2 separate regions of the Homo sapiens genome follow, and region 1 is linked to region 2. A link is a loop called in an ENCODE intact Hi-C map of the cell type or tissue named here. Cell type or tissue: PC-3. All regions are shown on one strand.

Region 1 (8,000 bases), 150 kb before region 2:
CACACTCTGGGGACTGTTGTGGGGTGGGGGGAGGGGGGAGGGATAGCATTGGGAGGTATACCTAATGCTAGATGACAAGTTAGTGGGTGCAGTGCACCAGCATGGCACATGTATACATATGTAACTAACCTGCACAATGTGCACATGTACCCTAAAACTTAAAGTATAATAATAAAAGAAAAAAAAAGTTAAAAAAAAATAAGTAAAAAATAAAAAATAAAAAAATAGGTAATTTGGAACTGCAGTGATTTAAGTTTAACCCATGTAACATTGTTAATGAAACTTCAAAAGCACATGAATCAGTTACACCAATGCCATTTACTCTTTTTTGTTTAACTTTTATTTTCAGTTCAGGGGTACATGTGCAGGTTTGTTACATAGGTAAACTTGTGTCATGGGGGTTTGTTATACAGACTATTTCATGACCCAGGTTTTAAGACTAGTACCCATTAGTTATTTTCCCTGATCCTCTGTCTCCTCCTACCCTTCACCCTCCAATAGGCCCCAGTGTGTGTTGTTTCCCTCCCTGTGGCCATGTGTTCTCATTGTTTAGCTCCCACTTATAAGTGAGAACATGCAGTGTTTAGTTTTCTGTTCCTGTGTTAATTTCTAAGGAAGATGTCCTCTGGCTCCATTCAGTCCTTGCAAAGGACATGATCTTATTCTTTTTTATGGCTGCATAGTATTCCGTGGTGTATATGTACCACATTTTCTTGATCCAGTCTATCATTGATGGGCATTTAGGTTGATGCCATGTCTTTGCTGTGTGAGTAAATGGGTTCCAATCTCTTGTCATTCTTCAAAGTGAGAGGTTCTCTTTTTGTTTTTGCTTTTGTTTTTAGAAAGTTTAATAGAGTCTTGCTGGAAACATATGAAAACTCAAATGCAAACTTTATTAGTTTACAACTTGGAACAAGGCTAACTTCACTCTATAAAATTGTAGAGCAGTTTACAGAAATAAATCGTAGGGATTAGCAAGTACACTTATCTTGGCCTTGTCCTAATTACTATTAACACATTTCTTGGTAGTTAATATTCATTAAGTCTCTCTAATTAGATAAAACCTATAAATGAAATACACTGTGACTCTTGCTTTCATGAAATTTTAACTAGAACGTTGTAACAGTTTTAAGAGTTGCACTCATGAAAACCAGTCCAACTGAGGTTTAAAACCAAGTTCATTCCAGGATTTTAAAAAACCAATAGCCAATACCTCTGCCACCCAAAGGCATGGAAACCCCTTCTGTATGACAGTAGGGTGGTGGGAAAACTAGAGATCAGGGATCAGAAGTAAAGCAGAGTTAATAATCTTAAGATTATTAATAGCACATGTATTAAATACTTGATTATTGACATTTTACACATTCTCTTAAAAATACATTATGTACTCACCATCCAGATTTAACAGATGTTAACATTTGGCCATATTTGCCTTTTTCTTTTTCTTCTCTCTCTTTTTTTTTTTACAAAAAATAAGCATTACATACTCTTTATTCTCTGTTACTCTGTATGAAATCAAGATTCTAACTTGAAACCCTTTGAAATGCAGTCATCCAAACCCAAATGTTATTGTGAAAATAGCTCCAAAAGCCTGACCCCAGCATGAATCCCTTTAATCTGCCCAAGAACCAGGTAGGTGGTGGACACAACCAAGCTCATTGTATAGATGAGGTAACAGAGGCTAGGGGAGGCTGACATTTGTGATTTCAACCCAGTTCTGTCTAGTTCTGAGACTGACCTCAAAGTAATTTGATGCTGTATGTGGGATTCAAATCCTCTCTTCAAGGCCCTTGCTCTTTGAACAATTCTACAGTATCCAGGGAGAATTTCAGTATTCGTCAGCCTGAACAATAACCATCCAGTTTCAGGTTCTCCAAAGTCCAGGCCCTATTCATTCAGCCACTATTGAGCATTTACTATCTGCCAGGCACAGTGCATTGAAAACACAGACCAACCAAAAAGCAATCAATCAGAGGACTGCATGAGTTTACAAGGTTCCCGCAAATCTATTTCAGTGTCTTCATTCCTGATGAAGCTGGGATTCACTGGCATCTCCTGCCACAGGACTGCTTATGCTCACAACCACCTAGTGCTACTGTTGATGTCAAGATAAATGCATTTTCTTGACTTTATTATTAATATACCCAAGACCTATTGGTGGAGAGAATCATACTGAGGTTCCTGAGTCACTAGCCTCAACGTCTTGTGATTGAGATGTAATCAACTGTTTTTTCAGTCTCCTGCTCCATTTTTTTCTTATTCTGAGTGACAGGCCTGCCTGGACACTCAATGGTTATAAGAGTCATCTTTTATTACCCCTTTTACTATTTCATCCTGGGGAGAGAATGTTGGCAGATTCATGAATTCTACAAATATTTACACCTCTCTTTTCCAGGCACTGCTATGGTCATCCTTCATAAGGAATAAACCAAACAGTCATAGATATTTGTATTTTAGTCAGGAATAGGAGGCAATAAGTAAAGTAACAAGTCTGTGGTAAGTCTGGTGACAAATAAGCAAGAAGGGCATAGACAAGGTAGTCGAGGAAGGCCTCTCTTATTTGGCAGCATCCTGGCAGAAGCAGAATGAAATGAGGGCAAGAACCATGTTTAGATCTAGAAAGAAAGGATTTCCAGCATAGAAAATAGCAAGTGCAAAGTTCCTGATTCAGGAGACTGCTTGGAATGTTCAAAGCCAACAAAATAGAATGAACCAGGCTGAGTGATAAGAGCTAAAACCAGAGGCTCAGGGCCCAATCATAGCAGGCCTTGCAGGCCATGATATGACTTTAAATTTCCATTTGAGAGATAGGGAAAATCATTAGCTTCTGTAACTAACATGATCGGATTTACAAAGTTTAAGTGGTAGGTTTAAGACACATTAGCATTTGGGAATTTGATAGGGGAGCACATCAGATTCCATGTGGTGGATACATCTTCTTAAGTGGTGTGTCTGTTACTGAAACACCAGGTGTTCCTTCTAGGTCCCATTGCTCACTGCACAGAAAGCCAATCCCTGAGACAGCAAATACTGCCAGGAAAGAAGGGTTTTTTGATTACTGCATCCCAGGAGATGGGAGCAATCTGTTGAGTAACAGATTTTGGTTCCCTGACCCATTTCCCCAGCTGAAACACCTGAATAAAAAAGCCTTCTTCCCTGGCTGTACTTGTCTCAGTGATTGGCTTTATATGCAACAAGCAAAGGGACCTAGACTGCACCCCTGGTGTTCTGGTAATGTGTCTGTCCAGGTGGACTTCCATCCTAAGCCAGGACTGGCCTTGTGCAGTACACAGGGTGTTACTGTACAATCAAAAATTACCCAAGATGCTTTTTAAAACTGAAGATTTCATGGGCCTCACCCAAGGTATGATGAACTAGAATTTCTGTGGCTGAAGCTAAAGAATTTGCATTGTAAACAAGGTGCACTTATGATTCATATGTGCAAGAATTTTGAACTGCTGGAATCAGAGAAAGCTTTGCAGAGGATGGGATTCTCTATCGGAATTCCAAAGACGAGAAGGAGTTCACTTGAGGTGGGGCAAAAAGCAATGATGGTGAGGATTCCTCAGGGAGAAGAACCATCGTGCATAAATACCGAGAGACATAAAATATCAGACGTTTAGATTCCTGTGTATGATTTGACATAACTAGAGCAATTTGTTTGTTTGTTTTGAGCTTTTACCCTGTGCTAGACACTTATATGATCTCATTTTATCACCTCCACTACTATTAAAGAGACTTTAAGGAAAATGCATGTCAGAGAACCCAAGAAACTAAGTGGCCTGTTCACGATTACTTGCCTAGAAAATGGTAAAGACAGAATTCTAGAAAACGGGGTTTAATTCTGAAGCTTATGATCGTACCCATTAGACAGAGGAGAGTCAAATAATGAAGTTGAGAGAGAATGGATAAGATCAGGAGGTTCCTGAATGCCTTCCTGTAACCAAGAATTTAGGGCATTGACACGAATCTGGGGAGGTTACCTTGAAGAAATTTATGCAGAAGAGGAACATGATCAGATGTGAACTTTAATATGATCCTTCTGGCATCCTGACAACTACACTAAAATTGTAGGGGCCAAGAGAAAATTTCCTCTTTACCCTCTGAAACATCCTTGAAAAATCAGTTCACAAAAGGCTGATTAACAGGAGAAAAGGCATACAAAATTTATTAACATGTACATGAGATCCTTCAGCATGAAGACCCAAAGATACAAAGGAAATTGTCATTTTTTTATACGTAAGTTTAACAAACTATGTACAGCTGTGTAGAAATACGATCACACAAAAAGGGTATGATATGATCTAATGCTAGTAGACTGAGTAGGGAAACCCAGCAAGTCCTATCTGTTTAGATTCTTCTTGGACTTTCTGTGCAGCGTCCCTTCCTTCTGGGTGTGGGGCAGTACCGTCTCTGGGATGGGTGTTTCATGACCTACAGTCAAACAAGTTAGGTCAGATCATGTCTCTATGGCCGGGTTTTACACAGAAAGGCGGGGGAAACTAAGAGTAATGTTTTTAGGTTTTATGGCTGGCTTTGGAGACCTGCCTTGGGGAAGAGGTATTCTAGTTTCTATGGCCAGCCTCAGAGGAGAATGAGACTGAGAGAAAGGAGGACAGAGAAGAACCTTTGCTTCTGAGGCTGCTTCTGAGACCTTCATTTTAGGATATCGTTTTCTGAGTCCCAACATTCAATACAGGCAAAAGTAGAGATAATGCTTCAGCTCAGCTCCCCTAGAAAGCAGGGCTTGAGGCAAGGGTGAAAGTATTGATGCCTTATTTGAGAGTTACATGCCTAGGGTGGTAAGGGTAAGAAACAAGGTAAATGTAGTAGGTTGAATAATGGCCACCCAGAATGTCAGGTCCTGATTCCTGGAACCTGTACATATTACCTCTTAAGGAAAAAGGGTCTTCGTAGATGTGACTGAGTTAAGGATCCTGACGTGGAGAGATTACATGGATCACATGAGTGGCACCTAAATTTAATCACAAACATCTTTTTAAGGGAGAGGAGGAGGGAGATTTGACACACACAGAAGAGGAGATGATGATACAACCATGGGGACAGAGATTGGAGTGCAGCAGTCACAGGTCAGGAAATGCAGGCAGCCCCCAGAAGCTGGAAGAGGCAAAAAATAGATTATCTGCCAGAGGCTCCAGAGGGAGTGCAGCCTTGCTGACACCTTGATTTTGCTCCAGTGAAACTGACTTCACACTTCTGGCCTCAAGAACTGGGAGAGTTTTAAACCACCAAGGTTGTACTTTGTTACAGCAACCCTAAAAAACAACTACAGTAATGGAGCAAAGACAGGATCTCAAGCAATATGATGTCTTTCTCTTCTGGCCACCATTTGACAAAGAACCAGGATATGACACAGCAGGTGGTTTGGCAGGTGTAGTTGTGCAGCCCAGGAGACTTCTCCAAAAGATATGCAAGGAGAAGCCATGCCCCAGAACAGCCCATGGAAGGAAAAGAGGGATGGCATTTATGCCATCCAGCTCCTTGGCAACTACTCAGGAAGCCTGATTCCACACCCCAGGGTGTGTGTTTGCATCTGTAAATGCAGAAATGGAGGAGCTGCTTAATGCAAATAGGACTCAGCATGTAGCGCAAGAGAGCAACGCAAATCTGAGCCTTCAACCCAGATTCCGTCTGGACTGGGAGCTCATCAAGAGTGCCAGGAAAGGTGATGATGGGGTGACACATTTGGCAAGAAGAAAGTAGTGGAGGAGAACTGAGAAAGTGCACAAGATTTGTGTGTGGTACAGGGGATGAAGAGAAAATGACAATGTACTCAGAGATGTGAAGGAGATAAAGTCCAGAGGTCTTTCTGACGAGTGTGATATACAGAATTGTAGTTAATCAAATGACCATTGGAATCGAATGGATTTGGTTTCAAATCTTAGCTGTATCACCCACTCCATATGTGTTCAAGGATGATTTGTTTGATCTCTCAGAGTCTTGGTTTCTTCCCATCTGTAAAATGAAAATAATAATATGTACTTTGCAGGGTTCTTGTGAAACACTACATGCAAAGCATTTATCACAGTGCACTTGCTAAATAAAAATATGGAATGGCACTTATTGTTGTCATGATTGCATGTAGTGAGTGAAACAGAGGAAATAATCTATCTAGTATGTCATTTGGAAGTCAGGCTTGGGCAAATGAGAAGATGTTAGGAAAGGGAGAAAGCTTGACAAGGGAGAAAATTAGATACTGATAGGCATCTACATATAGACGGATTTTCTCAGAGCCACTTCACTGTTTTCCTTGACCACCCAGACCACTATGAAGAGGAGAAAGAAACTATTCATTGAGCTCCAGATACATGTCAAACACTAGCTCTCTACGTTACAATTGTTATTTCATTTGTTTTTACAACAACCCTTTGATTTGAGGTGGCTTGCTATCCTTTATAGAAGAAGAATCTGAGGCATAGGAAACATAAGTGACTTTGTTAAGGCCTCCTAGTTATTACTTGGTAGAAATAGAGCACCAACTTAGATGTCTCTGATTTCAAAACCTGGGTTCCAACCAGGTTGGATATGCCCTAGCATATCCATCATACAGGCTCAGTTGTACATAAAAGACATATTCTAGAGCCAAGTATATTTTCTGTGCAAGTAGTCAATAAAGGCATTCAAATCTATTAAAACAATATTGCACCTGAAAACACTAAATGCTGACAACAGCACAGAGTGACTGAACTCTCATACAGTCTTGACGGATGTATAAATTGGGACCATTCTGGAAAACTGCTAGGCAGTATCCACCTAAAGCTAAAAGTCTTCCCATTCTACAATTATTTCTACTTCTGGGCTTCCTCCCCAGTGTTTATGTCAACCAAAAAATGTTCATATCAGCTTCAGTCATAATATCCAACTACTGGGAACAGCCTAAATGTTCCTCAAGAATAGGTTGGGTACATACACATATGTAGTCCTGTCATGGAGTACTACAAAGCAATTTTTGAACTACCGGTACACACAAGAATGTAAATGAATCTTTCAGACAAAACGTTGGACAAATAAAGTTAGATATAAATAAAAGAATATACACTATGAGCCCATTTATATAAGAACAGGCAAAATAATTGTAATAGAAGAAGTTGGGGGCAAAGGTGCTGCTGACTGGGAGGCGGGGGAAATGATGAGAGCTGTCTATGTTGCTGAAGTGTTTTTTATCTTGATGGGGTGGTGGTTAGATAGGTGTACACGTTTGTAAAAACGGATCAATGTATATACTTAAGATTTGCGCGCTTTATTTTATGTAAGTTGTAGCTCAACAAAAATTTAAAACATTGAGAGGGCTAATGAAATCTGGCCAGTAGGGTCTCAATCATCTTCCTCTGATTAAGACTGAGTTCCACCTTAATCAGATCTGTCTTGCCCTTTCGTCTCCTGTACCTGGCACATAGATCTCAACAACCATTTGTATAAAAAATGGGCACACACCTGTGACATTAAGCAAGTTCCCACCCATCCTCAAGCACACCCCTCCCTGTTTCTTAAGTGAATCTTAGACTGAGGTGGCATCATGCCCTGAAGCTCGGGAGGTGGTGAGATCCTCCCCATACTCGACCATACTTTCATTAGAAGAAATAAACCATAAAACCAAGTAGCAGTTTTGAAGTATGACACAGCATTATTGCTTGCATTAGGCCAATTTTCCACTTATGACAGCAGTAATAGCACTAAAAGCCAATAAAAGCGGTCTGTTCGTTCAGAGATCAGCTTTTATGGCTTATTCTAAATATTATCAAGTGAATCAAGAGCCGTCATTATAGTGTCTAAAAAGCCTTCATACCTTGTAAGCAAACAGTGTGACTTTGACAAATAATCATTAGAGTGCCTGTGTGAGGCCAGTGCTGGGGGAAAAAAGTCAAATAACAGATATTTCCGTTTACATAAGTTTTTAAGGTATTGTTGGTTAGTTTCAGAATAAACAAAATGAATTTCATATGTAAAATGATATACTAACACTTTCAACAATTCCAGCC
Region 2 (8,000 bases):
ACCTTAGGAGGCCAAGGTGGGAGGATAACTTGAGGCCAGGAGTTCAAGACCAGCCTGGACAATATAGCAAGACCCCATCTCTACAAAAAATTTAAAAGTTATCTGGGTGTGGTGTCATGTGTCTGTAGTCCTAGCTACTCAGATTTTATTTTTCATACTAAGTCTCTAATATCCAGTATAGATTTGATACTTATAGCACATCTGGAATAGCACATTTCAAGTGTGGTTAGTGATTACTGTATTGAAGAGTGTAGCTCTGTAATGAAGATATATCAAAATGTATTAATTTACACAATTTCAAATAAGGCAGGAGGGTCACTTGAGCCTAGGAATTTGAGGTTACAGTGAGCTATGATTGCACCACTTCACTCCTGCCTGGGTGACAGTGTGAGACTCTGTCTCTAAAAAGCTTTTTTACTTAAAAAGACTCAAGGTTTAATGTTGTTTGCTCTCCCACCATTATATTTTGGAAGCACATTATATGTTTGATTTCACGGATTCACAGCCAAAGAGCAACATGATTCAGAATGAATCATACCTTGAGTCTCACTCATACCTAATTTAGATGATATTTAGATAGGACTTTGGACTTTAAACATTTAAGTTGATGATAGAATGAGATAAGACTTTGGGGGCTATTGATATGAACTGAATGTATCTTGTGTGTGAGAAAGACATGATTTGGGGAGAACAAAAGCAGAATGCAATGGACTAAATGTTTATGTCCCCCCATGATTTCATATATTAAAATTCTAGCCACCTAGGTGATAGTATTAAAATGTAGGGCCTTTGCTAAGTGATTAGGACATAAGAGCAAAGCCCTCATGAATGGGATTACAAAAAAAGCCTCTAGAGACATCTCTCACCCCTTCTGCCACGTGAGGTTACAGGGAAAAAACAGCCACCTAGGAAGTGGGTCTCTGAATCTGCCAGTCCCTTGATCTTGGACTTCCCAGCCTCCAGAACTATGAGAAACCAATTTCTGTTGTTTATACATTATCCAGTTTTATGATATCTTTGTTATAGCAGCTGGCACAGACTAAGCCAGTTACCACACAAACAAACAAAAAATGGGGATTTTATTTAATACAGATTTTAAAGTGCCAATGAAAATGTTATTTCTTCTATAAAGAACACAAAAAACTTTTTGTGACAAACTACAATCAGCATGCTTTTACATTTGAATCTCATTCCCAAAACAAATTTCTTGTATCTATTAAAATTAATAGTGCACGTCTTTTATTCAGCAATTCCTCTTCTGGGACTCTATATTTCTTAGAAATAAATATTTATAAGGATACCAATGCTTATAATGACAATAGCAACTCAGAACAACATGAATGTATATTAGCAAGCTATATACTTAAAAACTGTGATATATCTGCAGTACAGAACTACACTGCCCAATACAGTAGTCACTAGTCACATGTGAAATGTGGCTATCCAAGATGTGCTAGAAGTGTAAAATCTATACTGGATATTAGAGACTTATGGTAAAAAATAAGTGTGTAAAAAATTTCAATAATGTTTTATATTAAGTACATGCTGAAATGATAATGTTCTAGTTAACTAAAACATAAAATGTTAAAATTAATTATTCTTATTTTAAAAACTGTGGCCATTAGAAAACTTACAATTACACTTCTGGTTTGCATTGTATTTCCATTGGACAGTGTAAGTGTAGACTGGGAACTGGCAAATGTTTTCTGTAAAGAGCCAGAAAGGAAATATTTTAGGTTTTGCAATATTCCTGTTGCAACTACTCGAGTGAGTTGAGACAATATGTAAAAAAAATGAGCATGATTGTGTCCCAATAAGACTTTTTGTATGGACACTGTGATTTCAATTTCATGTAATTTTCACATCAAGAAATACTATTCTTCTAATTTTCCCCCAATCATTCAAAAATGTAAACGCCATTCTTAGCTCATAAACCATATAAAAATAGGCAACAGGACAAATTTGGCCCATAAGTCATAGTTTGCTAACCTCTTCTATAAACTATCGAGGAGTTTTTTTAAAATAAATTAGACCTATCTGTACTATACATACTTTCTCTAAACAATATATTGCAAAGTAGTATGTAGAGCATGATTTTACATTTGTAAAAAAGGCAAAATTACTATATTTATATGTTTACCTAATTCTATATGACCAAAGGACTATAGAAGGATACACACCAAACTGTTTATCTAACTTGTTACCATTGGACGTAAGATGGGAGACAAAAAAGAAAAATGTGTAGCTTTTGGTTTTGTGTCTATGGGTTTCCTGGATCACAGCAATTATGTATGACTCATAATATTGTGATAAAATAAAAGGTACATAAATTTCAAAAAAAGTTTTATCATATACACATAAAGACTCTTATTGAAATGTTGATATTATTGTTTATTTCCTTTGAATATGTTTTCTGTTGATCATAACTATAAAAACTAAGGAGAAAAACTTAGATCAAAACTTCAATGACATAAAATGTCTTAAGTTAAAGATATTGTTGCCCTTCAAATTCTACACTTTGCATTAGTAAGTATAGTTAAACCTTATCTGAGCTCTTGATAAAATACAGTATTCTCCTAAGCTATTTTTATTTCAGAAAATACTTAATACATGTCTCTACTTTCAGTTTATACCAGCTATCTATTACTGCATGGCAAATTACTCCCCCAAAATTTAAAGGTCTGAAGCAAAAAGTAAACATTTACTATCTCACACAGTTTCTGTACGTCAAGCATTCAAGAACCGTTCAGCTGTTGGTTCTGGCTCACAGTCTCTCAAGAGGCACAGACAAGCTGTCAGCCAGGGCTGCAATCATTTGAAGGCTTGACTGGGGCCAGAGGATTCATTTCCAAGTAGTTCACTCAGATGGCTATTGGCAAAGGCCTCAGTTCCTTGACACATGAACCCCTCCATAGATCCACTCAATGTACTCATGTCATAGCAGCTGGCTTCCCCCAGGATGAGGGTACAAAAGAGAGGAAGGTAGAAGAAAGCTATAATGCCTTTCATAGTCTAGACTTGGGAGTCACACAACCACAATAACTTTTTGGTGAACAGCTCAGTTCTATTCAGCGTGGGAGGGGACTACACAACGGTGTGAATACCAGGAAGCAACAATCATTGGGCACCATCTTGGAAGCTGGCAACTACACACGTTCCCCAGACATATTCACCAAAATAGCTATGGGCATGGCCTTAAATCTAACAATTAACCATGTTTTACAAATAAAAATCTGATTAAAATATTCCAATTTTGTGTGGAGATGTATTGCAGGGAAAAACCTTTACATTATATTGAAAGTATATTTAAACTACAACTTAACTATAACAACCGACAAATCAGTGCAAAAAAAAAAACACTTAGAGAACACAGGGTATTTTATAAAAGCAAATTATCTAGCTGCATAAGCCACATGCTCAAGTGATTAAACACAAGAAGCAAGGAATTAGATGGAGAAAAATGGTATAGTAAAAATGAACTGCTTCAGCTTATTAGTTTCTTGACAAAGTATATACATAACATAGAAAGTACAGAATTTCATTTGGTAAAATATCAGGTTATTACATAACATATAGAATATATTTTTGGAAAAGGAATTTTATGTATGGAAAAAAGACTAGAAGGATATGCACTGATATTAACCGTGGGTGTCTCTGGATATTAGATTGAACAGGATTGCTTTCCTTTGGCTTATGTGTTTTTATCTTTTATGTCCACAGAAAATATGCATCAATCACTTTAATGAGAAAAAGACTTATGCAAAAATGCCCATTGTCTGTTTTTTTCCGGCTTGCATTAAGGTATTTCTGCTCTCTAAGTTGCCTTTTGAAGAATTTTGAGATTCATAAGTCATTCTTACAAACCCAAAAAGGGTAAATTACCCATTCTAATGTTTATTCCTGAGGCTATAAGAAGCTAATTGTGAATAGGTGAAATAATAGATAAATTTCATTTACATTAACTTACTTTTATGCTCAATAAGGTCAAAGGTACATATTTTGTTTCTTTCTGGTCCATAAAATATAGATTGCTATTTTCAAAGTACATCAACAGTGGTAATAGCTATTCCCATTAGTCAGTCATATAATCTTATGAAATATTGACATGATAAAACAATGCAACTGAGAAAAAACCAATAAGACCATAGGTTTTATTGACAAATAAATGCACAGGTTTAAATTGTCTCTCACCACCTTTATACCTGATTGACATGTTATCAGAAAAATAAAGATTTAAGCTGGCCAAGATCAATGATTTCAAAATGATTCTTTAGTGCAGATAAAAATACAAATTCAATTCAATTCTAATTCATATTTGGGTTCATGCCACTTTGACAGTTACATTTTATGGCAAAATGTACTTTAATTTTATTCAAACCTTTTTCCAGCTTTTCTTAGAGATTCACTTTTTAATTTATGATACTTCCTTGCCCAATTCAAGCTTCATTCACTTTTAGATACTTTGGAAAGATAAATAACTGACACACACTGCCATTCATGAGTAATGTACCGCCTGTATCCCAAGAAAATAAAATAGGTGGCCAAAGACATATATTTGTTTTAGAAATAAATATGTATCATATGTATAAGTAATAAAATAACAATGAATTAGAAATATGTCATAAAAATGTTTTTCTATTTTACTGAGATTAAATTATATACTGTAATATATACATTTAAAGAATGAAATACCTTAGTTGTGTCTTAAGCTAAATATAACTATGCTTCTATGTAAAGCATGCAAGTTAAGTCATATGTTTACACTTTATTTGTTTGCTACTTTCAGTATATATCCATTGGGAAATATTTTATTTGGCTGGCAAATATTGTATCATTGCAACTGTAGTCAACAAAAACACTTGAAATGCAGGGATACCTCCAAGTAGTACTTAACACTTTTTCATAGGTCAGACTGAGTACTTTTTATTAAAAAAAAAAAAAAGTTAAAAAAATCATTTATTGAATACTTTCTATGTATCAGGAACACTACTGGGCACAAACTTCTTCACATACATCATTTCATTTAATATTTTTTTTTTTTTGAGATGGAATCTCGTCCTGTCACCTAGACTGGAGTGCAGTGGCACAATCTCGGCTCACTGCAACCTCCGTCTCCCGGATTCAAACAATTCTCTTGCCTCAGCCTCCCAAGTAGCTGGGATTACAGGCACCTGCCACCATGCCCAGCTAATTTTTTTTTTTTTTTTTTTTTTTGTATTTTCAGTAGAGACGGGGTTTCACCATGTTGGCCAGACAGGTCTCGAACTCCTGGCCTCGTGATCTGCCTGCCTTGGCCTCCCAAAGTGCTGGGATTACAGGCGTAAGCCACCGCACCTGGCCCATTTTGTTTAATTTTACAACCACCTAGCAAGGTAGAAAATATTATCTTCACTTTACAGATGAGGAAACTCACATCAGTCTGAACCCAAAGCCTGGATTCTTACCTGCTATACCTCAGAAAATTAATTAACATGTGGATCATATATTTATGACTGAGTAAGGAAAAAACAACTGTTTTACCTCTCTTTACTCACACTCCCTCAGTACACATCAATTCTTTGACAGACACCAACTGCCTAAAATTTAACTCAACTGTGCCCTACAACTTAGGTTAATTTTGAGACTATCTATGTGGAGACAGTGTCAGACCCCACAGGTTAAGAGCTCATTCCCACAAGACTACCCACACTTCAGATACCAGTCACAAGCCCCAGACTGTGACCTGTGCTTCTAACTCACCAGCTATAAATTGAAGGACTCCCATAACCTCCCTTTGGGCTCAATCATTTGTCAGAATAGCTCATTGAATTCCAGAAAACATGTTACTTACATTTATGATCTATTATAAAAGGATGCAACTCAGAAACAGCCAAACAGAAGAGATGCTTAGGGCAAGACATGGGGGACAGGGGCAGAGTGTCCATGCCTTCTCCAGCAGGTCATCCTGCATGTGTTCAGCAGCTCGGAAGCTCTCTGAACCCTGTCCTTTTGCGTTTTTATGAAGGCTTCCTTATGCGGGCCTGATTGATTAAATCATCAGCCATTGGTAATCAACTCAACCTTCAGTCACGAAGTGGGGCTGAAAGTTACAACTCTCTAATCACATGACTGGTTCCCCTAGAAACCAGCCCCCACCCTGCAGCTATCTAGGGGCCACCAGCCATTAGTCATCTCATCAGCATGTAAAAAGATATATCACTTCAGAGATTCCAGAGGTTGTAGAAGCTGCGTGCTAGAAAATGGGGGTTGGAAGGATATATTTCTTATAATATAGTATTATAATCACAATATCACAGTGCCCTATATACTTGTTTCTCTCATTTATTCACAGGTGAGACCATTAACAGACACCATTCACCTGGTAGCAAACACTCATGTCTAAGTCAGCGATGGGAATGTACATTTGCCTTTATAAGATCTGCCTTACAAAGCTCATCTTTAAAGAAACTTCAAACATTGCACATTGATTGTCAACTGAAGAATGACAAGGTTCATAAATTGTTTTTTTTTTCTTTTCTTTTTTTTTTTTTTAGGGTCTCATCGTGTTGCCCAGGCTGATCTCGAACTCCTGAGCTCAAGGGATCCACCTGCCTTGGCCTCCGAAAGTGCTGGGATTATAGGCATGAGCCACCACACCCAACCCAAGGTTCCGAAATTTGGAAAGGAGAGTTTTATTTCTCATAAAGGTTGCAGCCTGCAAGATGGCCATTCTGACAGGCTGGAAAATGTAGCTTCCTGCCAGAAGCCAAAAACAGGCACCTTGAGGCTGGGAAGAATAAGACAAGGATATATGTTGATAGGGGTTGCCAACTACACATATCCCACAGATTATAGGAGGAGCTGTGAACATTTGTGAAGGGGAGGCATGGGCATGTGTAGTAGGCTAACATGTACACAGCATGTACCTCATGTTCACTTTGGGGTGGAGACTTAACATTTAAATGTATTACAATTAGGGCCTATACAGCCAAATGTGAAGCAGAGGACAAAAAGGCCCTCTGTGCATAGCCTTCAAAGACTGTCCAGAACCATCCCATGGTCAACGGTCTTTTATCAGGAAGAAATGCTGGTTGGCTGCTGTATTGAAGTCACAAAAAGGAGGGGCAGCATCAGGCAGTTGGTTGATATCAGTGGAGGACCCAGTCTTTCAAAAGGACTGGTTTTGTTTAACCCTTAGGGAAGAAAGCCTAACGGTGTTTAGTGAGGGAGGGGATATAATGAGGTGTGTCTGACTTCCTACCCTGCCATGGCTAAGAACTCAGTTTTTAAGGTTTCTCTAGGGTCCCCTTGGCCAAGAGGGGGTCCTTTCAGTCATTTGGGAAGCTTGGAATTTTATTTTTATTTCTCAATATCATCTCCTATTTATTCTCTAGATCTGACTATAGGTAGGCTACTTGTAAGCATGATCGAGAATTGCAAATCCTGACCACGCATAGTGTCTCACGCCTGTAATCCCAACACTTTGGGAGGCTGAGGTGGGTGGATCAATTGGGATCAGGAGTTCTAGACGAGCAATTTAGTGAGACCCTACCTCTACTTAAAAAATCAAAAAAACTAGCTGGGTGTGGTGGGGTATGCTTATAGTCCCAGTTCCTCAGGAGGCCGAGGTGAGAGAATCGTTTGAGTTTAGGAGGTTGAGGCTGCAATGAGCCATGATCATGCCACTGGGCTCCAGCAGCAAAGCGAAACCCTCTATTTTTTTTTAATTGCAAATTATATTGCCTTGCATTAACTAAACCCTGTTCTTCCTGTTCATGATTGGAGTAAGATAAATAAGAGAAGAAAATAATGGACATGAAGGCAACTTCCCAGTATTCACCCTGCCCCAGACAACTGGCTGAGCCAATCATGTTCATTTCATAGTCTAGTAAATAAGAATTTTCAGCTTACAATGAGATAGCAGGGAAAACCTCATGGGGTTGGGGATTGCTTCTAAGCAAATTTCCTACTCCTAAGAGAGAACCACAGAAGTCTCTTTCTTCTGGACATAATTTTGACTG

Evidence for each region. Peaks named below come from ENCODE experiments on the same cell type or tissue, not always from the same donor. Only the 100,000 strongest peaks of a DNase experiment are listed, where the experiment ranks them.
Region 1: a loop joins it to region 2, with 3 times the contacts of the local background. A loop is called at or near these places in 1 of 110 quality-filtered maps.

The regions. Positions count from the first base shown.
Region 1 is chr3:70,277,240-70,285,239 of GRCh38, reverse strand. All of the region lies in intron 2 of MDFIC2 (MyoD family inhibitor domain containing 2), which reads left to right. It also overlaps a transcript of SAMMSON not described here. Among named protein-coding and RNA genes, the nearest start is that of MDFIC2, 31 kb to the left of the region's middle. In PC-3, no CTCF peak of the experiment used is centred here; a DNase peak (open chromatin) is centred at 3,369; H3K4me3 peaks cover 353 bases; H3K27ac peaks cover 2,334 bases.
Region 2 is chr3:70,131,302-70,139,301 of GRCh38, reverse strand. It overlaps a transcript of SAMMSON not described here. Among named protein-coding and RNA genes, the nearest start is that of SAMMSON, 140 kb to the right of the region's middle. In PC-3, no CTCF peak of the experiment used is centred here; no DNase peak of the experiment used is centred here; H3K27ac peaks cover 1,053 bases.